Regions from separate parts of the Homo sapiens genome. Here all the other regions are linked to region 2. A link is a loop called in an ENCODE intact Hi-C map of the cell type or tissue named here. Cell type or tissue: heart left ventricle. All regions are shown on one strand. Each heading gives the region's core, and the rest is flanking DNA. Links, peaks and the distances in the headings are about the cores only. Region 1 overlaps WDFY3 (WD repeat and FYVE domain containing 3). Region 2 holds the start of WDFY3 (WD repeat and FYVE domain containing 3). Region 3 overlaps WDFY3 (WD repeat and FYVE domain containing 3). Region 4 holds the start of CDS1 (CDP-diacylglycerol synthase 1).

The links. Peaks named below come from ENCODE experiments on the same cell type or tissue, not always from the same donor. Only the 100,000 strongest peaks of a DNase experiment are listed, where the experiment ranks them.
Region 1: it touches region 2 in a loop (2.8-fold over the local background); 20 of 110 quality-filtered maps call a loop at or near these places.
Region 3: it touches region 2 in a loop (2.4-fold over the local background); 22 of 110 quality-filtered maps call a loop at or near these places.
Region 4: it touches region 2 in a loop (4-fold over the local background); 41 of 110 quality-filtered maps call a loop at or near these places.

Annotation. Positions count from the first base shown.
Region 1 is chr4:84,853,511-84,861,542 of GRCh38, reverse strand. WDFY3 (WD repeat and FYVE domain containing 3) reads left to right here. Exons shown (of 68, transcript NM_014991.6): 4 at 921-1,131. The coding sequence starts at 952. Among named protein-coding and RNA genes, the nearest start is that of WDFY3-AS1, 61 kb to the right of the region's middle. RefSeq lists an enhancer at 4,546-5,176. In heart left ventricle, for the core only: no CTCF peak of the experiment used is centred there; no DNase peak of the experiment used is centred there.
Region 2 is chr4:84,963,004-84,971,035 of GRCh38, reverse strand. It overlaps WDFY3 (WD repeat and FYVE domain containing 3), which reads left to right and starts at 4,346. Exons shown (of 68, transcript NM_014991.6): 1 at 4,346-4,827. It overlaps WDFY3-AS2 (WDFY3 antisense RNA 2), which reads right to left and starts at 5,420. Exons shown (of 4, transcript NR_152775.1): 1 at 5,178-5,420; 2 at 1,160-1,311. In heart left ventricle, for the core only: CTCF peaks have their summits at 4,271 and 5,004; DNase peaks (open chromatin) are centred at 4,265 and 4,945; H3K4me3 peaks cover 3,684 bases; H3K27ac peaks cover 2,513 bases.
Region 3 is chr4:84,841,808-84,849,839 of GRCh38, reverse strand. All of the region lies in intron 5 of WDFY3 (WD repeat and FYVE domain containing 3), which reads left to right. Among named protein-coding and RNA genes, the nearest start is that of WDFY3-AS1, 49 kb to the right of the region's middle. In heart left ventricle, for the core only: no CTCF peak of the experiment used is centred there; no DNase peak of the experiment used is centred there.
Region 4 is chr4:84,579,233-84,587,264 of GRCh38, reverse strand. It overlaps CDS1 (CDP-diacylglycerol synthase 1), which reads right to left and starts at 4,138. Exons shown (of 13, transcript NM_001263.4): 1 at 3,747-4,138. The coding sequence starts at 3,863. It overlaps LOC102723338 (a long non-coding RNA gene), which reads left to right and starts at 5,044. Exons shown (of 8, transcript XR_007058460.1): 1 at 5,044-5,716. RefSeq lists silencers at 4,182-4,281, 4,322-4,531 and an enhancer at 3,392-4,345. In heart left ventricle, for the core only: no CTCF peak of the experiment used is centred there; DNase peaks (open chromatin) are centred at 3,684, 3,854 and 4,464; H3K4me3 peaks cover 2,406 bases; H3K27ac peaks cover 550 bases; H3K27me3 peaks cover 2,101 bases.

The DNA of each region.
Region 1 (8,032 bases), core at 1,494-6,493, 110 kb after region 2:
GTTTTCAGTCACATGATCATTTTCACTGTCCTTTTATGATTTATAGGATAAAGTAGGATAGTATTATATTCAATTTGCATATTTTAATCTATAAGATACACTATTCTTCATGTACTCAAAGTATACTTGAATTTTCTAGCAAAAAAATTAAGTAATTATAAATTAAATAACTAAAAATAGAAAATTTTGTGAGGTTTTGGGGTTTTTGACTGTCTTAGATGTTTTGAGATTTGGGTAAAGTTTGTTTTTTCATTATTTTTACATTAACCATTAAGAAATCCATTAATAGTTTTGTGATCTCTTTCTCTTTATGTTTTTATTTTATTTATTTATTTAAAGACAGAGTCTCTGTCACCCAAGCTGAAATGCAGTGGCGTGATCTTGGCTCACTGCAGCCTTAACCTCTCAGGCTCAAGTTATCTTCCCACCTCAGCCTCCTGAGTACTTGGGACTATACGCGCACACTACCATACCTGACTAATTTTTGTATTTTTAGTAGAGACAGGGTTTTGTCATATTGCCCAGGCTGGTCTCGAGCTCCTGAGCTCGAGCCATTCACCGGCCTCGGCCTCCAAAAGTGCTGGGATTGCAGGTGTGCACCACTATTCCCGGCGCCTTTATTTTTGAACTTGATATGACTAAACTAATTGGAAACATTTATTACTTGTCTGATTAATGTTTTACATTTTATACAAATTGTGGCAAAGTGAGTAAGAACTTCCAATGCTGAGATTCATAATTTGCCCTTCAGGGGGATTTATCAAATTTTGCTTCTCTGTCTTTTCTGTTTAAAGAAGTAGAAAGATATATTTTAGACAGAATTTTCTATTTTGCAAATTTCTTATAAGCTCTTACATGCATGCTTGACCTAGTCAAGATGATGATGTTTTGACTGTTCATGTATTGACATTTTCCTACAGAATTAGAAGTGCGTCTCACCAACCAGCCAAGATGAACATGGTGAAGAGGATCATGGGGCGGCCGAGGCAGGAGGAGTGCAGCCCACAAGACAACGCCTTAGGACTGATGCACCTCCGCCGGCTCTTCACGGAGTTGTGCCATCCTCCCCGGCACATGACTCAGAAGGAACAAGAAGAGAAACTGTATATGATGCTGCCAGTGTTTAACAGGGTAAGTCCAGGTTGCCAGACACACACCTTCCGGGACTGGGGGGCACTACAAGAATCTGAAGGTTACTGGTAAGCCATAGGTAGAAAAAAATGATAGGCTGAGTTAGTTTTAAGAAGTTTGGTGTTCTCGTTTCATGTTTTCAATTTGCTATAAAGCAGTGTGACTTGATGTGAAACCTGGTCAGAATAAACTACATTTAGTGAGACTTTTTGATTTTTAACAGATAAAGTGCAAGCTGTGAGCCATTGTCTAAAATGGCCCTGTTATGGTTGAGATTTGGAAGAGGAATAGATTGTAAATTATCAATTGTGTTATTTCTGTTATCTGTTAAAGTGATGATTTTATTACACCAAATGGTGCAACTGCCCAAGCCCTTTGTATACTTTAAAAAGTCATTACAATTTGCTGTTGTTTAAGAGATGCTGTAAGAGGATAGTTATAGGCTATAGATAATTCAAATAGAGTTAATGTTTTCATATGTTTTGTAAATTACATGTAGCAATCTTGTTGGGTATTTTTAAAATAACAATTTTTTTAGGCCAGGCGTGGTGGCTCACGCCTGTAATCCCAGCACTTTAGGAAGCCAAGGCAGGTGGATCACCTGAGGTCAGGAGTTTGAGACAAGCCTGGCCAACATGGTGAGACCCCATCTCTACTAAAAATAAAAAATCAGCCAGGCGTGGTGGCACGTGCCTGTAATCCCAGCTATTCGGGAGGCTGAGGCAGGAGAATCGCTTGAACCCGAGAGGCGAAGGTTGCAGTGAACTGAGATCACGCCATTGCACTCCAGCCTGGGCGACAAGAGTGAAACTCTGTCTCAAAAATAATAATAATAATAACTTTTTTATGTTTATCAGAAGTTCACAAATACATCATTTTAAAAAGTCAGATAGTTTCACAGGCTTATAGGTTCCCTCCTGCTCTTCACCACTAATTGCTGCCGCCATGAAAGACTTTTAAATAACATACTTTTACTGCTGTTGTGTAGTTTTAATTGACTTCCTACTGAGGAATATAAGAATTAGCTTCTTTACTTCCTCTCCCTCCAAACCATAATGTACATACATACATACATACATACACTCATTCATACATGCTGCCCTCCTCATCCTTTCCCTATAGTTAGGCTACTTGTGTAAGCAGTATTCAGTGTTTGCTCTCTACTGACAGTGATATAAATTTAAATTTATTCAAAGATGAACCTTATACTATACTACCTTTATTTTTCCATTATTATAGAACTTGTTCTCCTCAGACTTCCTGTCTCAATTTCTTTCTCTGCATGTCTTTGTTTCTTGGTTTCCCTTCTCTCGCTCTTTTTCCTCCTCCTTTCTCTGTCCCTCCCACATCTTCTCTGCCTTGCCCTGTCTGTCTTTTTTATCCTGTGTCTGCCTGCCTTCCCCTGTTTCCATTTCTTTCTTCCTATCTGTCTGTCTCTCTCTATGCCTTTCATCTCTCTTTCTCTTCTCCATCACTGTCTTTCTGTCCTCCCATTTCTCTCTTTGTCTCCTCTCTGTCCCTATTTCTTTCCCTGTCTCTGACTCTCCCCTGTCTCTTTTTCTTCTCCCCTTTTTCCAGATCTATCTCCATGCCCCTGACGATGCCTTTCTCCACACCCACCCCCTCACCCCGTGCCCCAATCTCTGACTGGCTCTGTCCCCTGTAGTCTCACTTGTTGTCTATATTATTTTCTCTGTTCATCTATCTTTTTGTGTGAAATTTTCTAGGCTCTTCCTCTTCTCATTATTTTGAAATTTTATTGTGGCTTCAGCTTAAGCCTTCTTAATCTGAAAACTTGTATTGTTCAGTCTCGGTAAATATTCTGAAATATTTCTTTGAGAATATTCTCCTCTATATCTTATATGTTCCCCCTTTTCTGGACCTCTGTCAATCAAGCAGTAGTTCTTTTAGAGTAATGTTGTGCTATTAATATCACAGTTTTAATTTCCTTGAATTCTTTGTTGTTTTACTATTATTTATTTATTTTTTTAGTATGTCTCATGTTCAGTAGATAGACTATCACTGAATCTCCAGTGTTCACATATCAGTGTTCTTGTCTTTGATTTGTGGTGGTATCTCTCTTCTTCCTCGTAAGGAACTAGACTTCTAGTTGTCTACTGCACTGGGGAGGAACAGTCACCTTCAATTTCTGGGCTGTAAAATAATAATAATGTCAACCTTATTGGGTTGTCGTGAGGGTTAAATTCAGATAATATACTTACAGCACTTAATAAGTGTTTGTCCCAAGAAATGTGTACCTATTATTGTTATTATTGTATCTATTATTGTTTTTGTTACGTGAATTTATTATTTTTGTTGTTGGAAATACTAGTGAAAGGGAATGAATGAGAAAGAAAGAGTTGAAAGGGGGCAATAAAAGAATTGATTAGTATTGATGGCTCAGTGAAGGTTGGAGATGATAAATTTATACTAAACCTTATCAGTACTGGCCTGTGTGAAAAAGTAGAGAAAGCAATACCTGATTTATTGAGATTGAGGTTTGTATAGGCTGGTAAGGCAGAAGGGCAAGAGTGCCAGGAAGGTTAGTTCACATATCACCCATGAGCTTGTGTTGGATACAACAGAAGAGGATAGAAACATTAACGCATTTATAGAATGTACATTTCCTTACTTATGAAATAATAGGATAGATTATCTGCTGAGAATGATAGAGGGAGGAGATGGTAGAGTAGGAACGTGAGAAGAGGTGGGGAAAGGTTTAAAATAGCTCTTTTAAAAATGGGAGAGAGAACTATGACAAGCCATTGTTTTAAGCCCTATTCAGGGAAGTTACTAATTTTTATTACCAGGAAGTTAATAATTTTTGTTATCTGGAAGTTTGTTTTGTTTTTAAATCTTATTTTTGTTTTACTTTAACGTCATGATGTGCTGTTGGCTACTGAGGAGTTTGAGGTAATTTCCTTCTGTCAGACTTAGGAATGTTTACAAGGTAATGAGAATGTTTAGAGCAGTTAGGGGAATTGTTCTTGGCTATTAACATGAATTATTAAGTAATAGCCTACATATATATGTATCCCATGTATTTTATCAGTTAGGCTTCCACAGTCTACTAGACTAGAAGAATCTCATGACTATTTGTTTTTTTAATAAGTAGATATGAGATGCTTTAGTAATTATTCTCTATCTACTTAAAATGTTTGACTTAGTTATCTTATGTCCTATGTTATTGTAAGTCTCATTAACTATTAACAAATTCTCTCAAAAGTTTTTAATTGGTTGATTAGAAACATATGTGTATGCAATGCCTTAAAACTCTAATATAATGAGTGATTTGATATCACAAAGGTTCAGTAAACTCTTAACTAATGAAAAGATAGAAAGTTATATCTGTACCATTGTGACTAATTTGAAAAATGTATTATTTTAAAAATAATTCTTATTAATTGGATATAATTAATAAACTAAAATTGTTCTTAGATACCATTTCCATTAAATTTAGAAATATATAGCCATATCTATTTAACATTTGGCCGTTTGTGCTTGAACATTGTCCACTAGTGACAAATACCTATGGTGAGTGAATAGCTCAGTATGTTGCTAGAGCCAACCAGTTCTTACCATGATTGCTAAAAAGGAATTGCAGTGTTGATTTTTGAGACTTTGCTTGATTAGAGCTAAATGGTGAACAAGCTGTTAGACATGGACATCTAGCTACAGACTAGTTTTTAAAGTGTGCTTAATAGTGTTATTTCAGTGCATGATTTTTGCCTTTGAGAGACATGGGTTGGGAAATGACATGTATTAAGTCTTTTTTCTGGGCCAGGTCTCATGCTGGGTTCTTGAAATGCCTCCTGTTGTCTTCATTACAGTCCTACAAGGAGGCTGCTGTTATCTTCCCTCTTACTGATTTGCTCAAACTGAAAGATTATGGTGAAGTCTGAAAATAGCTGAATAATATTTATTCAGCATTCTTAAAAATAATTAACATTTAGTCCCAAGAACAAAAGCTGACAAAGAAAACATTTGGTTTAAACTTACTCAAAATGAGTAGCATTTTAGTTGTCTAAAAATTCATAACTGCCACTGTTAATTACTGTAGTATTTGTTATATTTTGCTGTGTATTTTAAAATGTAATGTTTACCAATTAGATCTTTTGTAAGAAACTCCCCTTATTTTTTAACTTATTTCCAATTTATATTTGAGAAGCATGTAAATGTAATACAGTGTCCTTTTTTAATCCCTTACAAATTATCATTACTTTTTAATTTGTTGACTTAAGAGAGAGGTCACCCAAACTTAGAACCAAATAAGAGAGAGATCAGAAGGCAGACAGGTGAATTATTTTGTGGCAGCTTTATTACTTATTACATAATACCAATACAGTTGATACTGGAGAATGTGGCTTGGGTCTGTGCAACAAAGGACTTGCTGAATTCAGCCCTGAAATAGTCATGTTTACTTACCCAGTCACTGGCAGAACTGGACAGTGGCAAGCCACAGCCAGAGCAGATGAGAATGCATATTCTCATGAGGCAGGCAAAGCCCGGAAGGAGAGGACGGGACTGAGTTAGGCATTCTGTTCTTCTCAGACTCTCATCTGATGGTCCTTCATAGAAACAAAAAGAGCATAAGATAAATATTTCCCTAATCATTTATATTAATTGATAAGAAATCTTAACTGATTTACCATACGAAATAATGCAATTACATCTTCATTGTTAATTTTTTAACATTGTTATTTATAGCAAATTATTTTAGGACTAATGATGGTCCATAGTCTGACTTAATTTTAGATATAACACATATTTAGGAAACAAAAGCCTCCATTTTTAAAAACTTTGTAAACATTCCAACCTCTCTTTTATTAGTCATATTTAATATATTTTTATTGAATAGCACTATTCAGTAACAAGTTTATATTGAGCCTTTATGAATGCCATTAGATAACACCATTAATTTGCTTTCCCTGAGTGCCAAAAATATTTGGTTGAAGAGGTGCCAGGAAATCTTCTGAAATCTATTTAGGTGGATATTAAAAATGATTATTTTAAAAATAAGTCAAACCATGCTATTTTTCTCTAAAGATGAACACTATGCACAGTTTAGTGATAGGGTTCATGCACAGTTTGAGAAAAATATAGTACTGAGTGATGAAGAGCCTGGCTTGGAATCAGATAGATGTAGTTTTAAATTCTGTCTGTATTGCCTCCTGTTTTAAGTTAAGTTGTCTAACTCTTAATTTTCTTAACTGTAAAATGAGGCTACTAGTAGAACCTATTCTGTAGGATTTTATGAGACTTAAATGACACCAAGTTCTTGAATAGTGCTACGCAGATTTTAAATGGGTATTATATGGTAATTGTTATTTCCAGTGAATTTGCAAGAAGTCATTTTTGTTCTTCATTACCTTTTTTTTAATCTGTTATGAATTTCACATATGTATTCTAGAATCAGCCCTTTTGAGTTGAATGTGTTGCCAGTTCTCTTGCCCAACTTTCTTCCTCTGCAGAACCAGAAATTTTTTGTCGTTGTTTGTTTGAGACCAAGTCTGGCTCTGTTGTTGCTCAGGCTGGAGTGCCATGGTACCATCTTGGCTCACTGCAACCTCCACCTCCCAGGTTCAAGCTATTCTTATGCCTCAGCCTCCCAAGTGGCTGGGACTATAGGCATGTGCCACCACACTCAGCTAATTGTTATATTTTTAGTAGACATGGGGTTTCACCATGTTGGCCAGGCTGGTCTCAACGCCTGACCTCAGGTGATCTACCCACCTCAACCTCCCAAAGTGCTGGGATTAAAGGCATGAGCCACCATACCTGGCCTAGAACTGGAAAAATTTGACAAGTAGTCAGTACTCCCTGAGAGTGAGAAGTAGAATCTACACCTTCTGACACCCAGCTTCATGCTGCATCCTCTTTGGCAAACATTTATGTAAATGATGGAAGCATTGTATAGTTTCAAGAAATACCACTACTTGTTGAAAGTAGTGAACACATACATAATATTTTTAGATTCAGTTGTTGAAGTCAATCACCAAAACTACACTATTTTCTTTGCTACCTTATCCATTCAGTATTACCTACAATGTCAGATTCATGCTTTAGTTCCTCTATCCCTCCAACCTTATCTTGTACCATTTTTCCTCTTATACAAAATGCCCCAGCTTTATCAGCCTCATTTTCATTCCTGTACACCCCAGAATCAATCTCACTTTGAGGTCTTTGCACAGCTCTGATCTCACTGCCTGCAACCCTCTTTCCTTGTCTCTTTGGATTGTAACTTTTCCTCATTAGTCAGTGTCATCCTTTGGCACCAGTGTCGCTTCTTCAGAAAGACCTTTCCTGACAACCTTCTTCCCACCCCAGGCATTCTCTTTCAGCTACCCTATTTTACTTTCTTCATAATACTATCTTTAAATAATTTTAATTTTAAAATCAACTTATTTACCACTGGTCTTCTGTGCTAAAATGTCCTGTGTTTCATGAGCACAGGAATCATATTTGTTTTATTTACCTTTGTATTCAGGACCCTTCGAACATTGCCTGGCACATATACTAGGAAGTCGATAAATATTTGTGAGTGAATAAACCTTATTTAAGAAGCAATGCTTGTTCATTTCAGATTAGCAAATATGACATAGTCTTTTTCTGTAGTACTGATTTTGGGTTGGTAAATTCAAGCCAGTTTTATTTATCTTGTCAGAACATTTCTTAGAGGAAATAAAGCAGTAAACATCAGGATTTGTGTAAAAAGTTACTGGCATTTTCAACAGCATATTATTTACCCAGCATGAAGACTGGTTGAATAATTATATCCTTAACAACTGTTCAAGAAATGAGCTATTGGTTCTGTTTAGTTGTCCTAATAACTATTAGCAATAAAATACCTCATACTAATTCTTAGGAGCAAAATATACATTGATACACCCTGAGTAATAGG
Region 2 (8,032 bases), core at 1,584-6,583:
ATCTATAGTGAGCCATTTGAATAATTTTTCACCAGAATTTTTAATGAGTGAAATATGCTCAATGTGTATACTACTATACAGTCGACCCTTGAACAACGCCAGGGTTAGGAGTGCTGTTGCCCTCCCTGGCTGCTGTGCAGTTGAAAATCTGTGTGTAATATTTGAATCCCCAAAAACTTAACTACTAATAGTCTACTGTTGACCAGAAGCCTTACTGATAACATAAAGCTGATTCACATATATTTTGTATATGTATTACTTATCTTTACAATAAAGGCAGAGAAAAGAAAATGCTATTAAGAAAATCATGAAGAAGAGAAAATATATTTATTATTCATTAAGTGGAGAAGGATCATCATAAAGGTTTTCATCCTCATCATCTTCAGGTTGAATAAGCTGAGAAGGGGAGGAAGAGAAAGAGTTGTTCTTGATGTCTCAGGGGGGTGGCCAAGGTGGCAGAAAATCTACATAGAAGTGGATTTGCATATTTCAAACCTGTGTTGTTCAAGGGTGAAGTGTATTTATCTTGTAAAAACATTGTAAATATACTGGTTTTAAAAGTCTGAACTCTCCATAGAGAAACATAAAGGAACTGAAAATGAAGAGGACCTTTAACTTTAAGTAGAAATAGAATTTATTAATAACAAAAGTCTTCAATCCCCCATCTCTATTATAATGCTGATAATTATGATGAACAAGGGCAAAACGTGATACTATTCTGTTTCCTCCTGTGAGCCTGTTACTCTTTAAAGTTTAAAGAAGCTTTATTACATATTACTTACTTAAGTATAAAGAGAAACAATACATCGAGCTACACACATGCCTCTTCCCAAAACAAAACAAACTCTCCAATACCTCTTTTGAATGTATTTATAAGAAAAACAACAGAAAAAATCTCTAATTAGAACTTTCTAAAAGCATTTCTCCCCAATTAGAGTGCAGTAATGACTATAAATGGCACTGTCTCAGGGACAGCTCATCAGTTAATTATAAGTAGTTCTATAAATTGAGGAGTGAAGAATGATACTAAATTTCAATCAGTGCAGATAAATATGGCTTGTCATTATTCAATTGATATTTTTGACAGTCCACCTAAAGAGGAAGATGCAGAACAGAAATATTGTCTTTTCTAAAGAATGGAGATTATGAGAACATTTACCTTAGACTATATTCTTGTCTGGAATATGGTTTTCATAGACACTCAATTCCCATGATCCCCAGAGACTTTCATTGGCTTGCCCAGTTTCTTTCCATCTGGTCCTTTCAAACCAGGAAAAACAATATGGTAATTCTATTGTTGCGTCTAGTAGCCTGGAAAAATGGAAATGTATATTTAATATAATATGTAATATAGTGGCTCAGTAATTTTTAAATATGTCAATTAACACTTCCATTCTTTTTGATTTTTGTGTCCCAGCATCATTTAGCACTCTATGTTCTGGAATAAATATCTCAAAATTCTATAAATTACATATGCTCATCTCTGGGATAATGCTACCTGACCAAGTTTAAATTATTTCCTGTATAGTCTTAAAAGCAAACATGTTAACAAAAAGTTAACATAAAGAAAATAATTGTTTAAATAGCAAACTGTTAATATGTATTATTTAACAATTTTCCAAAATTGCTGTTTTCTATTATTTTTTCTTCCTCTTACTTTTAGATATTTTTCATGAACCTTTTATCTCCATTTTCCTTCCTTTAAAATTATGTTTCACTCATTCATGTTCATAGAATTTTCAATCATGTTAAAAGCAAATATGGGTTGTTTGCTTATTGTCACAGATAGCCTCTTGGTTATCATTCTCCACAGTCACCTTATTCATGAATTGTAAGTTGGAGATCAGCCTCCCAGTGCAGAACTGTTTAGAAATAGCCCTTCATGCTTGCTCCTCTATTCCCAGAGGAGTTTGCTGCACATGCCTAGATCTCTTTCCATCTGGCCTCTGCACAAAGGGTTTATCCCACTTTAACACAATTCTTTGTTTTATAGAGGACCTTGACTTTATCTGAGAGTGAATACATATGAAACAATAATCATGTTGCAGGAAAACCTGATTTGATCATTTTTTTTTCGTACTTGATTCCTAAGATGACAGTGAAACTACAGTTAGCCAGCAACAAAGACTAAAGGCTGTAATGATGACAGAGCTGTAAAAAAGTAAATGTGAAGGGTCTGATTTTTCCATTATTACAGTACTTACGTTTATGTGGCTTCAGTAAAAAAGAAAAAAAAAACTTGGTACATTTATTTTTATGTCTATCACTGAAAAACCTTTGTGAGTTTGTAAGACATTAATATGAAAACGGCTGCTTTTGCATACTGATAGATTTGTGAACTTTATTGCAATATATGTTTTAACAGAAAAATATAATTATAGTATTTTAAAATGTAACTCTTCCTCCCTCAGTGTAAATAAAATCACAATGACAAGAGTCCTGAAACCTCTAACTGAAAATCTTCCTTTAAAAATGCATGGTGGTCTTAATGTTTAAAAGAAGTCAGCCTATTTTCGCAGTGTATATTCATGTTATCTAACGTTCTTTTTTCTCCAATTATTATACATACAGTTTTATAAGTGAATATTTAAGAGTCAAGAATTTTGTGGTATTTTGCCTAGAAATAGACTGGAAGAACACAAAATCTAAATAAAGAATAAACACCAAAAGGCCAAAGGGAAAGAACAAAAAAAGTACATGTACATGCATATGCACACACACACCCCCACATAGGTGCTTTGTTTTTAATAATTTATTTCAAAACGTATTGTACAATGCTGTCTCAAATACTTTATTTGGGTTTAAAAGAGTTGTAGATGTTAGTATAGGTTGTTGATTTCAAATGGAAAAATTATTGGCATTGAAAGATGGCAACTGAAATCTTGAACCTAACAGTTAATTAAGGTTACTTCGTGAGGATTAAATATTAGAATTCTGCTCCGCCCCCCACCAAAGGATACCGGTATTTTTACTAAAATATATTTTTAGGTTTGTTTTGGCATATTCTTTTCAAAGAGATTTGAAACTCTTAAATTGTTATAATTACAAAATCTTATATTTGAACTTTCAAAACATTACTCATTTTGAAGTAGAATCTAAAACTACATTTAAAAACATTTCTGCCCACATTTGGTCTGTTTAAGGGACTAACCTTTGAACACACTAGTCTTATTTTGAAAGGGCAAGGTGTTTTTTTTTTTTAATAGCCAGTGCCCCACAGAAGAAAAACTGTGACACCCCCCCCCCACAAAGTGCTCATATATATCACCTGTGTTTGTTAGCAATGTTACCTCCAACTTTGTTATCTTGGAGTAATTGACGAGTAAATCATTACAAATGGGTCCAACTCTAAAGGCAAAATCGTCAAAAAGAAGAAAACAGCAAATCCAACTTGCCTTATGTTTATTAGAGGAAATCCTGAAACTTCTGTAGATTGCAGTGTTAGGAAAAACAAGTTTGTGATTACAGCGATGTTATGACCACTTCCCCACTCTAACTCTGTTGTTTAAGGGAGTCCACTCCTAACTGCTGACTCAGTTTGTCTTTACTGCCAGAACTGAAGCGTGACCCAAATTGTCTGCTGGGTTGAGTAGGAACAAACGGGCAAAATGATGATCACTTGGCAGTTCTAGGTTTACTAAAGGATACTTATTTGGTCTAAACACTGTTTGTGGGACTGCAAAGGTATAAATAATGCCCCTCCCAGGAAGGAAAAGGAAAATCTAAAATCTTAGGCAACCGACTCAAGGTCACTGACGGAAGGCACCATTTGAGACCGAGCTCCTCAACTACAGTCCCATCACGGACGGGAGCCACACAGGAGAGCGTGCAGGAGTTTCGAAGCTGCGTAGTACAATAGCTGGCGTGGGCAGTTCTTTTATACTCTGGCTAGAGTAAAATTAACGCACCTTTGCGTTTCTCCATCGCCTCTGACAGCATCCAGCTAAAGGGTGTAGGGTTAAGGAAAGCGGAACCCAGTTGTCCTTTCTCAGCTGAGTCCTTTCAGAAACTGGGACTGAGGAGGGTGAGCGCCGCGGAGAGGGGCAGGGGTGGGAGAGGAGAGAGGGGCGCGGGGCGGGGAAGAGGCGCGTCTGGAAGGCAGTGGGGAGAGGGACTGAGAGGAGTGGGGTTGAAGTCCAGCTGGGAGCATCCAGCGGCGCTGTCTGCAGACAGGGGCGAAGGCAGCCGCTGAGAGTGAGGCAAGAGCGGGAAGCCGAGGGAAGGGAAGGAAGTAAGGAAAGAGGAAGGAAAGGCAGGAGGGGGTAGAAGCTGAGCGGCTGCAATTTCTGCGGCCGGCTCAGTAGGAGGAGCAGGAGGGGAAAGAGGAGGATCCAGTCAGTCAGTCAGACAGCCAGCGGGAGGTGGAGAAAGCAGGAGGAGGAGGAGGATTAAAGATGGCCACCAACAGCTGCGGGAAACGGCAACAACCCCTCACTTTCCGGGATGGTCCCTGCGGGTCGGCCCGGCCTTGATGGAGAGAAGAAACCCGAGGAGCGCCGAGGCTGAGGCGGCGGCGGCGGGGACCCAGCGAGGACGAGGACGCGGCGGAGCAGGGACGGGGGCAGGAGAAGGGAAAGGCGGCGGCGTCGCTGCCCCTGCTGCCTAGCACCGCTGCCTGGCCCGGCGGACCGGTTCCCATACCTCGCGGCCGCAGAATCGAGCTCGGGCCCCGGCCCCCGGCCCGCGGCGCGGGGCTCCCGGGCCCCGCCGCGGACGTCGCGCCGGTCGCCCCTTCCCCGTAGCCCGTGCGCCCTCGGCGCGGAGCCCCGGCCCGCCGCGGTCCCGTCTCCTGGGCCTGTCCCGCCCGCGCCCTCCGCCGGCCCTCAGGTGAGTACCCCCGCCATCCTCCCCGCCCCCCGCGCTCCCGGAGAGGCGGTGCTGCCTCGGCCCGGCGCGCCTGGCCGCTTTGTTCGTGCGGGGCGGAGGCGCTGCCCACTCGCGGCCCTGCGCCCGCTCCCCCTAGGGACAGGCCGCGGCCCAGCTGCTGTCCTCCCCAGGGTCCGCCTTGGCCGGGAGCCGCCGCCGCCGCCAGGGTGGGCGGCCTGGCCCTAGTCCTCCGCTGCCTCCTGGGGAGGGCGCCGTCGCGGACGGGTCGGGGTCGGGGTCACGGGCGGCGAGCGGAGCGGAGCGGAACCGGGATATTTCGGGGGATAGGGGAGGAGAGGGCTGGACGTTACCTGTGGGAAGCAGTGGGGGCGTAGGCGGCCCTGGCTCGCAGGGGTAGGGGATCAGGCCCTGGCCCCCCCCCGCTGCATCCTGCGGGGTCTCAGCTCCCGGAGCCACCCGGACCTGAGCGCAGCCGAGCGCGGCCTCCATCCCTCGGGCGCTGTCTCCAGGGCTTCGGGCCTCTCCCCCTACGCCCTACGCTGGAAGCCCTTCGATTATGGAAGGAGCCAGAGATGCTCCAGTTCTCTTGTACTGGGGATGTGGTGGCATCGCAAACATTCACAGTTACGGCGGGATTTAAGAAGCAGATGAGACCTTTCCAACCAAAGGCCATCTGGCTAGTGTTTGAGCCTCAGGTGCAGTTTTTCATTGATTTTTACCATTTAATTGTGAGATCTGCAATATCAGGTCTTCCTTTCACAGAAACAATGTGATACAACCAGATTGAAAGGATATTTACTGCATATGTGAACCCTTGCATGGACTTCCAGTACCTTAAAAATGGTTAAGTGTTTTCTGTTGGAAAATGGTGCTCATGCATACGAAAAACTATTTTTGTTCAGTAATGGTTGCCAACTGGTTTACTATGTAGTTTGAACACCAAACAATTAAAAAGGAAAAACAAAACCCTATTCTTCGGGCTTTTTAAATAGTGGCATATTTCCAGGTTGGTATTTGGTAGCAGGTTGAGAACAACTGGTTTCGACTATCAGGCGACGTAACAAACATAACATAAAACAGAACTAAAAATGTGCTAATTTATAGAAAAACATGTTGTATTAGTGCATAAGTCTAGTAAAAAAATCCGACTTTAAAAAAAATAAAACTTTATCATGAGACTCTTAAGTATAGGAATTAGGTTGGTATGTTTTTATGTTTAAAAATATATATTGCATTAGAATTGAGAACTCTTCCTATGATATTTGAGCAATAGTAAAGTATGTTAATACTTTGAACCATTCTATCTCAAGCTGCTAGAAAGAGGTTTCTACTGCTAGTTTCTTTCCATGAGTTAAAATGGATTCATCTGAAATATATGTATGCTTTTGGTGGGTCACAGTGGGTCATGCCTGTCATTCCAGCACTTTGGGAGGCCAAGGCTGGGGGATCACTTGAGGCCAGGAGTTAGAGACCAGCCTGGGCAACAAAGAGAAAACAATTTTTGTAAAGAAAAAAAAAAATGTTTCAAAAAATTTGTATCACCTCCAAAAAGGAGGGATAAGTTAGAAAATACAATGTTCTACTCTTGCATAATCTGTTTTTGAAAAAGTAAATGACAGTATATTTCAATATTAGTTGGATTCTCTGCTTTGAAGAGATTCTTAAATTCCACTGCTCAACTTTGCAATTTTAAAAGTTTACATCAGTTGTTCTTAATTTATTTATTTATTTCTTTTTTTAGAGACAGGGTCTTGCCCTGTTGCCCAGGCTGGGGTGTAGTGGCACGATCACGGTTCACTGCAGCCTTGAACTTCTGGGCCCGAGTGATCCTTCTCCCACAGCCTCCCAAGAAGTTAGGACTACATGTGCATGCCACCATGCCTGTCTAATTTTTCTATTTTTTGTAGAGATGAGGGTCTCCCTGTGTTGCTCAGGCTGATCTTGAACTCCTGGCCTCAAGTGATCCTCCTGCCTTAGCCTCTCTAAGTGCTGGGATTACAGATGTGAGCCACCATGCCCTGCTTCTTTCTTAATTTCATGCATATACTTCTGAGGGTCCTTGGCTTCCCAGAAATCATATGCAGAATATAGCATATATTTGCTTTTTTCCTAGATAAAGACTCTGTTGGGTGATCACATTCTCAAAAGGATATGGGTCTGTAAAAGATTATGAACTTCTAGATATAAAATTAAAGAATACATATTCCATATTTGGAAAGCTAAAATTTTTAAATTACATTTGATGATTTATGTCCTTCATTTCTGATTATGCCCAAGAAATGTTTGTGATTAAGAGTTCAGCACATAGACGTTGTTTCTAACACATTCTCATTTAAATCGAAGGAAAATATTAATCCCATTTTACAGATGGGGAAATAGAACAAGTTGTTTTAAAGTCATACAAACACTGGTGGGCCAACATGTGAACCCAGACTGTCTGAAGTTAGAGCCAGCATTCATAAACAGGGTATACTAGACTTTGATCGGTAATACCATTTGATTGATGTTAAAATAAGTAATTGATGTTTTAGTTAGAATTGCAAAGTATATCTGAGATTATCATAGCATACAATATCATAAGATTTTAGAGCCCTGGACCCCCAGTATGAAGAGATCTTAATGATACTAACCTCTGTTAATGATGCTAGTCTGAAATCACACCCGAACTAGGGTCATTTCTACAGCATCTTTGGCAGGATCATCCACCTCTGATTTTAGTATTTCCTGTGATTACGAATTTCCCCTCTTCTTTTTTTTTTCTTGACCTTTTTTTTTTTTTCTTTTGAGATGGAGTCTTGCTGTGTTGCCCAGGCTGGAGTGCAGTGGCATCATCTGGGCTCACTGCAACTTCTGCCTCCCGGGTTTCGAGAGATTCTCGTGCCTCAGCCACCCAAGTAGCTGGGACTATAGACCCTCGCCACCACGCCTGGCTAATTTTTGTATTTTTAGTGGAGACGGGGTTTTACCCTGTTGGCCAAGCTAGTCTTGAACTCCTGAGCTCAAGTGGTCTGCCTGCCTCTGTCTCCCAAAATGCTGGTATTACAGGCGTGAGCCACCGTGCCAGGCCGTTTTTTTTTTTTTGTTTTTTTGTTTGTTTGTTTTTACATTTTAAATCTATATTTCTATTTATGTCGAGTCAAAATCTGCCTTCCTGATATTTACACTGATAAATCCAGTTCCCCCTTGGTGTGTGTGGTGTATTTAT
Region 3 (8,032 bases), core at 2,018-7,017, 120 kb after region 2:
CCCATTAAAATTAAATGGAAAACAGACCTTGTTCTCAGCACATTGAGTTCATTTACCCATTCCCTTTCCCTTTCTTAGAGTCACATTCTTTTCCTGGTTTCAGCATCTTCAACTCTCCAGTAGTTCTGCTCAAGGCTACTCTGCCTGGACCACTACCACTTCCACCCTAACCCTTTAAAATACTCTGTTTCCCTTTGAGCAAAATACAAATTCCTCAGCATGAAATTTAAGGCAAAGCTATCATCTGGTCTTTTTTTTTTTTTTTTTTTTAGCATACCCTGCTCTATTGCTTGTTTTCTTTTCTGTATTTCAACCAAATCCAGCTGTCTGTAGTCTTCAAACATGTGTATACTCTTATTTTAATCATTTACTTAGAATGCTTCACTGAGGAAGGAGAATCTTTCCTCATTTCAATATGTCTAAATGTCAGCATGATTAAGTCATGCTTCCTTGATGAAATGCTTTTTGATTTCTTTAGGCAAAGAAAATTTTTTTCTGTTCTGAACTACTGTTTTTCTTCTCAACCTCCTGGGTGGTCATTGTGCATGTGTCTTGATCTTCCCAGTAGACCATAAGCTACTTAGGGGTCTCTGTGTCATCTGTAGTAGTTGCTCTCTAGGCCAGTGCACAGCTGCCATTTTAACATCACTATTCACATTGTCCTGGGATGCCTTTTCATTTTTTGGGGGTGGATTCTGTTTCCTGAATCCCTTAATTCCTAATTTTGGTAAAGCATATTTTCCAGCAGCTTTATAAAAAAGGATACAGGGGAGTTATTAGGGTTTTGTTCTGCTTGTTGTTTTAGACATACCCTGAGTTAAACATTTTTTGACTATTGCTGTGAAAAATGGGTTCTTTTCTTTTCAGTAAGTAAAGTGATACCTTTAGCCTGACAACCTTTCAGCTGCCAGGACTTAGAACAAATTCCACTACATCATACAGCATGATTATTATAGAAAAGGAAATGTATTTAATACAAAACCAAGGGTCAATAAGAGACAAGAAGACACATATCTACGACTCTCATGATCTCACAGATACATGTGCTGGGGAGATGTGCTGAATACACAGCTGTGGTTTACGTTTAAATGGAGAGATACTTCTGTCTCCTCCTCTCCATCCCCCATTGTTCTCCATTCCTAAAGGACAAGCTCAAGAGTAATCTTGTTAGTAAAGAGACATTTAAACTGCCTATGACTTAGGCCATTGAATACTTGTTAGATATTTATAGGAGTTGTTTGAGAATGCTAGCTGTGTAATCCAGGAGGTCCTCTTAGCAGAGATTAGAAGCTACTAATTGCCTGGGAAAGTTGACCATGGGTTGAGATGGTCAGTGGTGGGTGTCTTAGCTCTGTCCTTCCATGCAGCCCAGGATGAGCACTCAGGGTCATTTTGGAAAATCTTGCTGCTTGCATTATTATCAGTCATCCTTTAAGTAAGTATCAGGTTCTGTGTGGGAAATCATTTTGTCTCAGAATTTAAAAAATTTTCTTTTATAATTTAGGCTCTTACATTGTTATTGAGAAATCGAAAGCTACGTAGATTCTTGATTTTTTTTTCCTCTGTGACCTATTTTTTTTTTTCTAGAAGCTTTTAGGATCCTCTCTTTGTCCCTGCTTTTCTAAAATTTCATAATAACATGCCTTGTGGTAGACCTATTTTTATACATGTGCTGGGTACTCATTGAACTCTTTCAGTCTGGTTATTCATATCCTTTAATTTGGGCAAAGTTTCATGAATTGTTTAATGATATCCTCCTCTGTTTTCTCCTTCTAGTTAGATGACCTCTTAGACTGTTCCTCTCATTTTCTTATCTTTCTTCTCATTTTCTATCTTTGTGTTTTGACTACTTGCTAAGAGAACTCCTCAATTTTATCATCTATCTCTTCTATAGAGTTTTTTTTTTCATTTGTGACATTATATTTTTCTCATTTTAAAAAATGTTTTTCATTTCTAAGTGTTCTTTCTTAACTGGTTTCTATTATTTTGGGGCTGCATTTTCTTCTTACCTTTCTGGGGTTTTTTTTGTTTTTTTTTGTTTTTTTTTTTGGTTTTTTTTTTTTTTTGGGACGGAGTCTTACTCTGGCCCCCATGCTGGAGTGCAGTGGCGCGATCTCAGCTCACTGCAACCTCTGCCTCCTGGGTTCAATCGATTCTCCTGCCTCAGCCTCCTGGGTAGCTGGGACTACAGGCACGTGCCACCATGCCCGGCTAATTTTTTTTTTTTTTTTTTTTTTAGTAGAGACGGGGTTTCACTGTGTTAGCCAGGATGGTCTCTATCTCCTGACCTCATGATCCGCCCGCCTCAGCCTCCCAAAGTGGTGGGATTACAGGCATGAGCCACTGCGCCCGGCGGTTTCTTGTTTTTCTTTCAGATTTTTGTCTCCATAAATAATCTGTTTCTTTCAGGTTTAATAAAAAGGTTTTTTTATCAATTTGTTTTTGTCTTTGTCTCTTATGTTAGAGAATGTCCATACATGTCTCACCCTTGATCATCTGCTCTTACATAAGAATGGAGCATTAAAAAGCTTTTTAATTGTGTGTGAAGCTTGCAGCTGTGGGCTGCAACATAAGATGATCTTGCTAGGCTGTTTTTTTGGTGATCTTTTTCCTAAACTAAGCAGGTGCTCAGAGAATTGTCCAGTCTCTGCTTGGAAGATATATGCCTGACTCAGCACTTTGGAAGCAAAGTAGGGGAAAGGTTTGGAGACCTCAAGCTTTAGTATATAAGCTTTTATTTTACCTTTGTATGTCCACATGGTGCCTTGTGCCCCTCAATGCGTACTCCCTCTCTTACTCTTTTCAGTGAACAAACAAACCTCTGGTCTAGGGCCCACATAGTAGTAGGGACCTTGGGTCTAACTGCTCTTGAACATATTTTCCACCAGTCCTTCTCTGTGTAGTTGCTTATTTACTTCTGCTTCCAAAGGTGCATTGTGCCACCAATTCCTGAGCCTCTCAGGGGTTCTTTGGTAGTTTGGTTGCTTTTCCACTTTTCCTGAATTACTTCAAGATTCTAGGGTTTGCTAATCAGTAACCGTGAATCTCTCTGCTATTTTAATATCCAAAATTTCATTGCTTTCACTTATTCTGTTCTTGTTCTTAAAAGTTTATACCTTTTAAAAATACGTTTACAAGCATTTTAATGGATGTATTCATCCATTTTCACAGTACTGTGAGGAAATACCCACGCTGATGAAATTAGGTATCCCCATTCTTTCTTGAATGACATACTAGATTAGGAAAAAATTCCTAAAACTTATTTATACTTGCCTCTGTTACTATATTTTTAAATACCTAATCTGCATGTTTGTAGAAAGATATTTTGCTACAGTGGAGATTTGTTTTCCTAACTCCCTTTATGATTTTACATCCACAGGGCAATTTTTTAGATGTAATGAAAGATGTCTTAAATCAAGTAGAAGATGTCTCATTGTTAATTACAGTAAGAATTACACAAGTATTTTTTTTAACTTTTAAGTTTAAAATAATCGTAGACTCTTAGGAAATTTCAAAAATAGTAGCTAGGATCATGTGCCCTTCATCCACTTTTCCTCATTGATGACATCTTATTAACTAGGGATTTTTTAAGATACATTTTTTTCATATTGTGTAATTTCACATAATTTTTAGTTTTAAGCTTGTGAAATTCATTAACCTTTGAATCCTATGATATTCAATTTATTTTGTGTGTTACTTCCTCATGAAAGATCTTTCCTAAGTACCGTATCTCAAATAGGTCTTCTATCCTGTGTCCCCACACCCTTTAGTATCTATTCAGTCACATTGTATGTTAACCTTCATAGCTTTGTTATCATCTGAAAGTATTTTATTTACTTATTTAATTTTATTGTCTGTTGTGTTCACCCGTGTATTAATAGCACCTAAATTTTTACTGATTTTGGACATAGGATTTCTCTGCCTTTTTTTTTTTTAAATGCTTTGAGAATTGGAGTAGAGTTAGAAGGGCCACCCTTCCTGATTTTTAGGAGAGAAGAACATAATTCTGGAGTGTCTCCTCAGTTAGCCTTACCCTGGCTATGGGAATCCTTGTTTTTTTTCTTTCATTTTTAGTTTAGAACATTGGAAGATTCTTTTGGTCAGTGTTGTTATCAAAAATACATTCATGGAGACTTTGTGACCTATTGATTTTTCTAGTAAAAAGTTCTAGATTTTTCAGGGCCTAAGTATATCCTAAATCATCCAACTCTTAATATTTCATCTTTATTTTTTATTTATTTTTATTGTGCTTAAAAAAAGCACTTAATATGGGATCTACCCTCTTAACCAATTTTTAAGTGTGCAGTACAGACTGTTAACTATACATACCATGCTGTACAGCAGATCTCTAGAGCTTTTTGTGTCTTACATGACTGAAACTATACCCATTGAACAGCAACTCCTCATTTCCCCCTCTCCTCAGCCCCTGGCCACCAACCACCATTCTGCTTTCTTCTTCTGTAAGTTGGACTACTTTAGATAGCTCATATAACCTTTTATTTTATAGGAGGTTATCATTGAAAAGAATTTTGTCTTAATTTACATTCACACACTTTTTCTACAAAAAAACAGGTGAAGTGAACCTTTTATTATTCCTTTGAAGGTTGGCTGTGTTCGTTGTTCACCAGAACAAGATTATTCTTCCAGTACCCCTCTGAATTTGCTATGGAAGACTTGTTATTTTGGGTGTTACCTAATCAGCACCCACAGACACAGCCTTTTTTTTATCAGATTACTTGAGATATGGGCTGTAGATATCTCAGTAGGAAACAAGCTTATGTGCAGTTCTGTTGTTTACATCTATCTGAAGTTTGTGAAAATGGAAACCTTTTAGGGAATATCAAGTTGCAAAATGGATACATGGATGATTTGTTATACGTTTAGGTCAAGTCACAGTCTCCTTGTCTCCCTTAATTCTTTCTTGGTCCTTTGCCTCCATGTGGCTTTTGCTGGAAGTAAGTAGTGACTCAGTTAATTTGACAAAAACATAATGTTGTGGCCAGATTGTATAGAGGGTGTATCTTAAGATTTTCCCCCATCTCTTCTAGTTAGCTCAGCCAGTTCTAATTCTGCTTAAGTTTAAGGGCACATGGTCAATTTATATCAGCAAAGCAGAAAATTCCTACCTGCATAAAGTAGTATCTTTAGTTTATTATTAATGTTTTTCTACATGCTAGGTGCCACTGTTAAACCTAGTAGTGCAATCCCCAATATGGGCAGCAATCCAGCAATGGAGAGACTGGATGATGTTGACCCCAGTACTCTTGTGGTGGGATTAGTGGAATTTAGTGAATCCCTACTTAGACAACCCAGCCTTTTTTTTTAAACAGAAAAACAGTGTGCCCTGCTGTCCCCCAAGGATTTCAAAGCCACAACACCTTCAGGTAATTTCATTCCCAAGATGTGGTTATATATTGTCAAATGAAAAGAAGCATGGAAGCTGTGAGTTCTAATATTGTTTTTCTGACTAACTTGTGGAATTTTTTTTTGGAGGGGGCAAGGGTGTTTAGGGCTTCGTGTCTTCATTAATTAAATAAGTATAATAATACCATTAATGTGACTCACCATCATTGTGAAGCATAAATTTGAAAATGGAATACGCTTTAAATGGACTTTGCAAAGGAAAACTTGTATTTCACTTATTAACATGTTTTGCATTCTGGTTGTTCTGAATGCTAATTGAATTCGTTTGTTTACTCTCAGTGTAGGCTGAGAAATTGCATTTAAGATTGTCCGCATTCTTTACTTATTTAATGAAATCCTGGGCTTTATTAACTTCATTTCTGGGTTTTTCATTCTAACTATATGTATTGAAATGCAGTGTGAAAGATAAAGCTTGAATCAAATGATTGACAACTCTAAAGATAGGTTAATATTAATATATTCTTTCATTAACTCTTAAAAACTTAAGTTAAATCGTTTATATTTGAATTTGTTAAATATTATTGAAATTAAAAGACCCAGTATGTTTCTGACTAGTAGTGGGCATTTTTTACCCAAAGTTTTAAGAAACCATTTGATTTATGGAGGTTTTATTTAAAATTCCTTGCTAGTATACATAATTTTTTAAGATAGCACTAAATGCTATATACTTTTAAAATGAGCTGCTTACCTCATTTAAAATAAAACGTGAGGCTGGGCACAGTAGCTCACACCCAGGTACAAGTAATCCCAGTAGTTTGGGAAACCAAGACAGGAGGATCACTTGAATTCAGGAGTTTGAGACCAGCCTGGGCAACACAGCGATACTCTGTCTCTACAAAAAAATTTTGTTTTTATTAGCCAGGCATGGTGGTGCATACTGTTAGTCCCAGCTACATGGGGGACTGAGGCGGAGGGATTGCTTGAGTTGAGGAGATTGAGGCTGCAGTAAGCCGTGATCGTGCACTCCAGCCTGGACAATAGAGTGAGACCTTGTCTCAAAAATAATAAAATAAAAAGTGGGAGATGCCTTTGAAATATTCTTAATGACACATATTGAAATTGGTAGGTGAAAATAAAAGTTATTTTTTTACAGTGATACAGTTATGCTATTCTTTACAAAATAGTAAAATATATTTGTTATGTAAAGATAGTTTGTTTTGTCGATGGAGTTTGGAATCTCCCTGTATCATTCAACCTCAGCCCTATCCAGATCTCTTTCACTGACTAGCTATGTGATTGTAGGCAAATTACTTATCTTCTGCATTTCTCAACTTATACTATTGTAAGGAATATATTAGTAGAAAATAACTCACAGGGTTCTTGTAAAGGTTAAATGAGTTAAACCCACAAGTACTTAACACAATGCTTGATATATAGTTAAGACTCAATAAAAAGAATCTGTTTTTAAAATTTTCGTGCTAAAATGTTCCCTCAAATGGAAGTTTACAAAGATGAAACTTTGCCCAGCCCAGAATCATGTGTAAGTCTTGTATTCAGTTATCTAATAAAACACTTTTATTTTATGTTAAGTTGAAGAAAAAATACATCTAAGATAACCTAAATCTTATTTTCTACTTTCTACTTCTTTATGAAGTGTGTTAAGTATACATTAGTTTTTTGTTTTGTTTTGTTTTTGAGACGGAGTCTCGCTCTGTTGCCTAGGCTGGAGTGCAGTGGTGTGATCTCCGCTCACTGCACCCTCCGCCTCTGGGTTCAAGTAATTCTCCTGCCTCAGTCTCCCAAGTAGCTGGGACTACAGGTGCCCACCACCACACTCGGCTAATTTTTTGTATTTTTAGTAGAGATGGGGTTTCACTGTGTTAGTGGCCAAGATGGCCTCGATCTCCTGACCTTGGTGGCGTGAGCCACCAAGTATATGTTAGTTTTTACCCAGTTAGTTCCTAGTGAACAAATTAGACTTACTTCTTTTTTTTTTTTTGAGACAGAGTCTCACTCTGTTGCCCAGGCTGGAGTGCAGTGGCGTGATCTTGGCTCACAGCAACCTCCACCTCCTGGGTACAAGTGATTCTCCTGCCTCAGCCTCCCAAGTAGCTGGGATTACAGGCTCATGACACCACACCTGCCTGATTTTTGTATTTTTAGTAGAGATGGGGTTTCTCCATGTTGGCCAGGCTGGTCTCGAACTCCTGACCTCAGGTGATCTGCCCGCCTTGGCCTCCCAAAGTGCTGGGATTACAGGTGTGAGCCACCATGCCCTGCCAAATTGGACTTCTTTTCTGACAATTTTAACTCCTATCATATGTTACTGTAAAAATTGGCAAGCCATGCTGATGAAATTAGATACAGATTTAGAGACTTCTCCATTTACTCTTCTCTCTAATAAGAAATATAATCAACTAAATTTACTTTTGAAGATTCTTCCAAGTCTGCAGTTCTGTGATTGGCTGTCTTATGTATTTCACGTTTCTCTCTTCCTACTCTGAGCTACTCAAGTTATTCCTCTGTGTATTACTTAGGAAACCTCTTATTTCCCTCTCACCATTCTCCTTAGCCTTCCAGTCTGTCATACACATTACTACTAGATTAATAGTCTTAGTATAATCCTTTCATCATCTCCTTTGCTCAAGAAACTGCATTTGCTCCCTCT
Region 4 (8,032 bases), core at 1,814-6,813, 380 kb after region 2:
GTTTAAAATTTAATTGTATATATACCAAATTATATATAAATATATACAAATACAAATATATATGAATTGAGTTAAACCAAGTTGTTTCTAAGATCCCTTGAAGCTCATTGGTTCTGAGTTCCTACTTTACTAACTGAAGGCATCCAACATTTGATCTTCTCCTTTCTGCTTTTCAAAATGTTCCTGTATCCACTCTTCATTCCGTCTTTCTTTTCTTAAGGAAAAGACATGCATCCCTCTTTTCTTTCCTTGGATATCCCAATAATCCATAGTCTCTACCCCATGTTTGCTTTCTTTTTCCTAGGGCCTACCCATTGTCTTCAACATCTTTACTCATTTGACTTTCATACAAATATATATCTCCCCTCCTCTGAAAAGAAAAATCTTCATTAATCCTCCTGTCTCTCTAGTTGCCATCCTGTATTCCTTTCACTGCCACTTTATAACAATAACTACCAACATTTCACCTCTCAATTTCCTCAACCTAAACTTGCTTCTACTTAGATCTTTTGCTAAACTCCACGTTCTATCTCAGCCCTTATTCCTAAGTACTACTGATGATGTCCTCTAAGCCAGGGGTCCCCAACCCCCAGGCCACAGACCAGTACCGGCCTGTTAGGAACTGGGCCTGTTGGGAACCCGGCTGCAGAGCAGGTGAGTGGTCTGCGAGTGAAGCTTCCTCTGTATTTACAGCCACACCCCATCACTCGCATTACCACCGAGCGCTGCCTCCTGTCAGATCAACAGCAGCATTAGATCCTCACAGGAGCTTGAACCCTGTTGTGAACTGCACATGCGAGGGATCTAGGCTGCATGTTCCTTATGAGAATCTAAGGCCTGATGATCTGTCACTGTCTCCCATCACCCCCAGGTGGGACTGTATAGTTGCAGGATAACAAGCTCAGGGCTCCCATGGATTTTATATTATGGTGAGTTGTATAATTATTTCATTATATATTACAATGTAATAATAATAGAAATAAAGTGCACAATAAATGTAATGTACCTGAATCATCCTGAAACCATCCCCCCAACCCATCCGTGGAAAAAAGTGTCTTCCACAAAACTGATCCCTGGTGCCAAAAAATTTGGGGACCACTGCTCTAAGCAATGCCTCCTCCTTTTGCTCTCAGGACCTTCATTATCTCTTCCTCTGTATCTGCAACCCTGTGCCTAGAATGCTGATTCAAGAAAAAACCCAACACGTCCTTTGCCTAGAACACCCTACCCAAACCCTTGTAAACCTGGTGAGTCCCAGGAATCTTTTCATTCCCAGCTCAATCCTCATCCACTGTTTAGAGCTTTTCCTACAGTCTCCAGGTAGACGCCAAGCATGCCCTCTATGCTAACAATGAGCCTTGTACAGACTTCCAATAAATCTAACTCATATATGTCTCCTGCAGGGTTCCTTGAAGATGTCCCTTGTCATTTTTCAAGTACCACTCCAACATTTAACACTTGGGAACATTCCTCTGCAGGTAAGAAGTATTTTTTTCACTTGCTAATTATCTGGAGTACAGAGCCTTCTCTCAGCATAAGTCACCAGTCCGGAACAAAGGGAGTGTCATGTTAATAACACCATTATTAAAAGACTACAAAATGGCAATGCATGGGAGTGTATTATAATAGCAGAATATAATGTACCTCCTTCACTTCTTTCACTAATTCCCCAAGAGTTTTGCCTTTACTGCAACTGAACAGGGAAGGCCCTTAATGAGTTTGAATTGACCAAATATTAACCAGCCTCCAGTGTGCAAACTGATTTTAAAATAGCCCTTGACCTGGAAATACAGGTGTATTCAAATACACACCCTGATAAGAAAGGACAGACAGGGATAGAGTTCAATATCTATCAGCTTGCCAAGTCAAAAGTTCCTCATGATAAACTCTAAAAGTAGAGCAGTATTTTAGATATGGTTTGAATATGTTCATCCTTGTCTAAGAAATCTTGACAAAACAGGTTACATATAGCAAAGTCTACTTTCAGAAAACAAAATCCAGCTGGACATGTGTCAATAAAAACCAACAGTACTGCATTGATAAATAAATAAATATGCAGCGAGGTAACCTAGTCACAGATAGCTAGAGACAACAGTTCTAATGAGTCAAATCACACTACAGAAGTAGTTTCCATTTTAAATACATTATGGTGTTAAAAAAAGAAAAAACTTAATTCCGAAGGTATTTTATGCATGGCTTCCTGAACATCTTTTCTCTTAACAAAAGCTTGTTAGCTTTGTCGAGTTAAGGAAGTCAGCATAGAGAAGCTGGTATTTCCTTGATGCTAAACTATACCAGTGCTAAAAACAAAACAAAACAAATCCCAACCTAATTAATTCTATTTTGGGTCTAGTTTCCAAGGCAGTTTTCACAAAGACTATTCTCAGCCCACTGTTCCTAGTTTTGTAACTTCAACCTTCAGTAGCTGGAAATTGTTATATTTTGGGTAATTCCTTGACACTTATGTTTTATTACAGACTCATTTTATTCTACTTACTATCAAGGGTAAGGGGAAAAGTGTCACTACATTGATTCCATTGATTCTAAAGTTTTAGTACTAAGAATCACGTTTACGTTTATTTCGTGATATCATGTGATATGTTCCTATTAGGGCTTTGTAATTTGGGTTACATCAAACTCATCAACATCAACTTTCAGGTGGAATCCTCCCCAAATCAGAACTGCCAGCCAGTCTCAGCAACCACATAAACCAGAAGAAAAGGAATCAGGAAACTTAGATTCTAGTTTCAAGAGCCACGAACTTGACCTTGGGCAATCCACCTCACTTCTGTAATTCAAACTGCAATGCCTGCTTCCAAAGTATGCTTCTAGAAACAGTTTACGTGTTTTGGGTTTCTCAAATAAAATGGAATTTTCTAAACAGACGGTTTGATACAACAATCTATTCTCTGGTCCAATTTCCCAAACCATCCAGTCCATAAGATCATAAAACTGCATTTCTTCACAAGTTCTTACTTGCACCACTATATTACCAAACACGCCCGAATTCCTTTTCTAGCTTTAAACAGATAGTAATATCGCATCTACTTATTCTTAAATGTGAAAGAAGAGTAATCTATAGAAAAGGAAGTGAAAAGTCTTCATGAATTAACGTCGGGTTATATGAAATCTACTGGTAGACAGAAGAATTGCACTGTCTGTCGTGTACTCAAAAGAAGCTGGAAGATTACTATTATGTCACGTGCATGATACTCTAAAACCTCCAAAATCTATCATACTGAAAAAGGATGGAGAAAATGTAAGTGCATATGGGGCAGCGCGAGAAGCCAAGCCTCCCGCGTCAGGATCCGATGAAATGATACAGCCGACGGTGGCACGTCTCTAGTCCTTACTAACTTTGTTCCCTCTACTGAAAAGAGAGGTGAGGTGGCAGCTACTAACTGCACTGCAGCCCCTAGGAGGACAGGTTCCCTCCTGATTCCAGCGTCGGCCCCAGATCCTGAAGAAGGGACCGGAAGAGGATGAAGCTAAACTGTAAGCCGGGTTGAGTGGCCCATTTCTCCCGGGCAGCGGCCGCGGTCATCCTGGGAACCTCACCGCCACTGGGATCCCGGGTCCCGACCCCCTCTGGAGAAGGAGGAAGCAGTGCCAGGCAGGGAGGAAGGTGCACCGGCAGCGTGCAGCCTCACCTGACGCTGGACGGGCCCCACCCTTGCTCTCAAGTGTCCCGCTTCCAACCAGGACCCAGCCAGGGCGCGGCGTCCGCCTCTCTCGGCTCCACTTACTTTGTCGCTGGTGCTCTCGGTTTCGTGGTCGCCGCCGGCCGCCTCTCCCTCGCGGTGTGGCGGCGACACCGCTTCCCTGGGGCCGGGGCAGCTTCCCCGGTGCCTCAGCTCCAACATCTTCCGCTCCCGCGCTGCCGTGGCGGCCTCCTCAAGCACCCCGAAACCTGAGCTGCAAGCAGGGTTCTGCAGGCGGGGCGCCCCGCCACCTCGCAGCCGCGCCCTGGAGTCCCGCGGAGCCGCAGCCACTAACGCGGCCCCACCATAGAGCGGCCGCCGCGCCGGTCACCTCCAAAACGGCATCAACGAGAGAGCGCTCGAGGCCGCCTGCAGCGAGCGCGGCTCCGGCGGAGGTCCCGGGCAGGCTCCGGGCGCCAGGCGCGAGCAGAGAAGGCGGAGACGCGGCCTCCGGTTGCCAGGTGCGCGTCTCCACGCAGAGGCCCAGGTAGGAGGAGGAGAAGGGGCGGGGAGAAAAGGAGGACGCTTGACCCGCTTTAGCGCGGCTCTGGGCTCCCGCCGCCGCGCAGGCCCCTCCCGCCCCGCCCCCCGGAGCCGGACTCGGAGCCGGCTTGTCCCGGCCCCGCACACTTCTCCCTGCCCGGGCCTCCCGCACCAGGTCTCGCGCCGCAGGCCCCGCCCCTCTGCGCTGCACTGCGGTTCCCACAGCCCCGCCTCCCCGTGAGGTGACGTCAGGAGCCCGGCCCGCGACCCCGCCCCCGCCTCTGCGTGCTGGCAGGTGGGGGCCTGAGAAAAGGTGGGAGCGGTGGGGCGGGAGGAGGCTGAGGAGCTGGGAGGCGGAGGCGGGGCCAGCGCGGGCTGGAAGTGAGCGTTGAGAACTTGCAGGCTAGTCCCTGGGCCGCTGCGAGGGCTGGAGGAGCTACTCAAAGACGCCCGCTAAATGTTAACAGCGCTCAACACTGCTGCTTCAAACGCCTCCCCGGCCTTGTCAGCTTGACACGCGCGGCGGGTCGGAGGCTCACTGGACCAGAAACTTGTCTGGCAGGACGGACTGGTTGGCCCCGCGGCATTCCAGCCCAGTGTCATCACCTTGAAAACAGGAGATGCTTTTGCCTCACTGGGCGTCCAGAGGTGCGTCGGCCAACAATTCCGATCACAACCGCAGCGCCGTCTCCCAGAAACTCAGTACTGAATCTCACAAAGGTCACCACCTAGGATCCCAACACAGTGTGAGATGCTATGGGACGCCGTTGCCCTCCAGCTAGTCTCTGAGCAGTGGTGGACCTTGGGCTGCCAAAGCGGGAACAGGAAGGGCACAAGATCTGCATTAATTCTAGTCTTAATCCTGTTAGAAGGTGATTAGTTTTCTTGACATGTATCCGCCACCCGGTCATTACTGACAAGCTAACAAATGAAAAAAAGAGAGAAACAAAGAGAAAAAAGAAAAAAGGCGGGCCTTCACACAGGACAAGGTTCAGGAGAGCACCCTTATAGAAATAGATCAACTATGTAAATTCCTCAAGGTCTTTACTGACACGGTAAAAGTAAGTAAAGTGTTGAAAATTTACTAACAAATGAGCAAAACCAAAAGTCAAATTAGGATGCATTGAAAAGCAGAACACAAAGACATCATTTTACCTCACCAAACAGATCTTTGAAGCTGTGCGGTTAGTTTGGGTTGCACGTTTTCAAAAGGATGTCGAGAAACCATAATTTGTTCCTTATGGGGTGGATAACTGAAATGACAGAGAAGATTTGAAAATAAGTCCCTACTGAACAGAGAACTATGGGGTGACTACATTAATAAATTGTCCAATTGTTTGGAGGATCGGAAATGAAGGAGTGCTTGATAGTGAAGAAGATAATCAGAATAATGGCTGAAGCCAGTAGTAGGGTTTCCATCTCTGGCTACTACCCTACCCTGCATAAAGGATTAGAAGTGCTCCATTCTAACTCTCTGGAAGTCAAGAAGCCTGAGTTCTAGTGCTGCCAATGCCACTAATTGCATGGCCTTGGTAAGTTATTAACCCTCAGTGTCCTCAGCTGTAAACGGATAGTAAGGATGGCCTCTGTGGTCCCTTTTAGCTCTTAGACGATCAGAATCCAGCCTTTGCTTTCCCCCATGGTCCAAGAAAAGGAGACCTACTACACAAGGTACCTGAACAACTTCCTGTTTCCCCTTTGCCTAGTCCTCTCATGGCCTCTTTGACTTTTTCCCTTTGCTGCAGGAGGAAAAAAGAGAGTGAGAGGAGTGACAGAGGGGAACAACAGAGGACAGTAGTGCGTGATAGAAGAAACAGTATTCCCCAACCCAGGAAAAGTGGGACCAATGCAAAGACTGCCAAAATAGAATGTGAGGTTCTACTTACCTCACCTTCCTTAAGCTCTGCTCCTTCTTGTGTTTTAGCTAAGAGAGCAATTTCTTTCAATCTTCTTCATTATAGCTATTACCACTAGTTGAGTGAATAGACTGAGTCCAGACAGCAGAAACTGGCTTATTCATCTTTACAGGTCTAGCTCTTTCCACAGTGCCAAAAACCACCCTTCTATAGGTAACAATGTTTGCTGAAGAGGTGAATGAAGAAATGATGGGATGGCAAAGGTATAGCACAACAAGGGAAATTTATACAGTCATATGTTGTTTAACAGTGGGGATACATTCTTAGAAATGCATCATTGGGCAACATCACAGGGTATACTAAACCTAGATGGCATAGCCTACTGCACACCCAGGCTACATGGTATAGCCTATTACTTAGACAACTGTAACACAATGGTAAGTATTTGTGTATCTAAACATAGAAAAGGTACTATAAAAATATGGTATTATAATCTTATAGGCTACAGTGGTATATGTGGTCCATTGTTGACTGAAACATTGTTATGCAACCCATGAATGTATAGTATTTATGGTTTCTTCATTTAAAGTCTATTTTAGACTTACATAGACACTTTTCTTCATTTTCACTTTATATCAGAGAGAAGTTGATTTTAATACTTATTAAAAGTGGTTGTAGTAATGACTTTATTTTACTTAAGATACTGTACAATATACTCAACCACAACTGGCTTACGGAACTCTGTGTTCTCAGACTTTTTCTATGTCTTTTTTCTAATTTTTCCTTTTTCTTTCTTTTTTATTTTTATCTTTCGTTTTCATTCAGGGAACTTATGTTCTCTAAATTTATTGTATTTGTGTTTGGTAACACAAAATCTGGCGTGTAATGGTTTCTAAGGCTTTACCTGTTAATTTTTCTTGTATTTATCCTGCTGAAGGGCTTCATGGAAACCCTAAGCATATGCATGGGCCTAATCACGTAGTACAACCCAGCCAGCACTTCTTGGATTGATTTTAAGATTTTCCAGCCGGGCGTGGTGGCTCACATCTGTAATTCCAGCACTTTAGGAGGCTGATGCATGAATGTCTCTTGAGCCCAGAAGTTCAAGACCAGCCTGGGCAACATATGGAGACCCCATCTCTACACAAAAATTTAAAAATTAGCTGGGCATGGTGGCGTGTGCCTGTAGTCCCAGCTACTTGGAAAGCTGAGGCGGGTGGATTGCTTGGGCCTGGGAGTTCGAGGCCTCTGTGACCCCTGTTCACTCTACTGCACTCTAGCCTGGGTGACAGAGTGAGACCCTATCTCAAAAAAATTAAAAAAAAAATTTTAAAAAAAATTTTTTTTCACCTTCTAACTCCTAATGAGGAATTTGCTAGAGAGATGAGAGAGAGTGCTAACGTTATTGCTTATATGGTTTTTATTTTAGATTACTGTTTACCTTCTCTTTTGCTGGAAGTAATAAGAGCATAAGATGCAGAGACGTTGCCTGAAGTAGTGAGAGTAGATGAAGCAGTTTGTTACCACTCTTCCCTGAATACCCTCAGAATGTTCCCAGACTGATAAACATGCCCCTCTGGGGTGGGAATGTGAATCTGAGCTGCTTTTCACATCAGAGGCTCAAAGGTGCCCTGCTGGAATGTCCCCAGCTTGCCAGGGGCGGAAGAAATCTTCCTCAGCCAAGCGTTTCCAGTTGCTTAGATACCCAAGTAACAGCTTTTGTCGCTTGACCTATCTTTCTCTGTTGCCCTCTGTCAGCTTTGTTTATAAGTTAGAGGTAGGAATTTCTGATTTAGGCCACCAGAGAAACATTTTATGGGAAAATCTTGAAAAACAACTTATATTTACATTTTTATTTTTAATGGAATTGCACGGGAAAATAATGGTGTACTATCAAGTATTGTAGTGAGAGAGTATCAGAGGAGAGAGTGCTATGGTGTAGTTAGAAGTATGGAGTTTCTATACCAAGAACCCTGGGTTTGAGTCATAGCT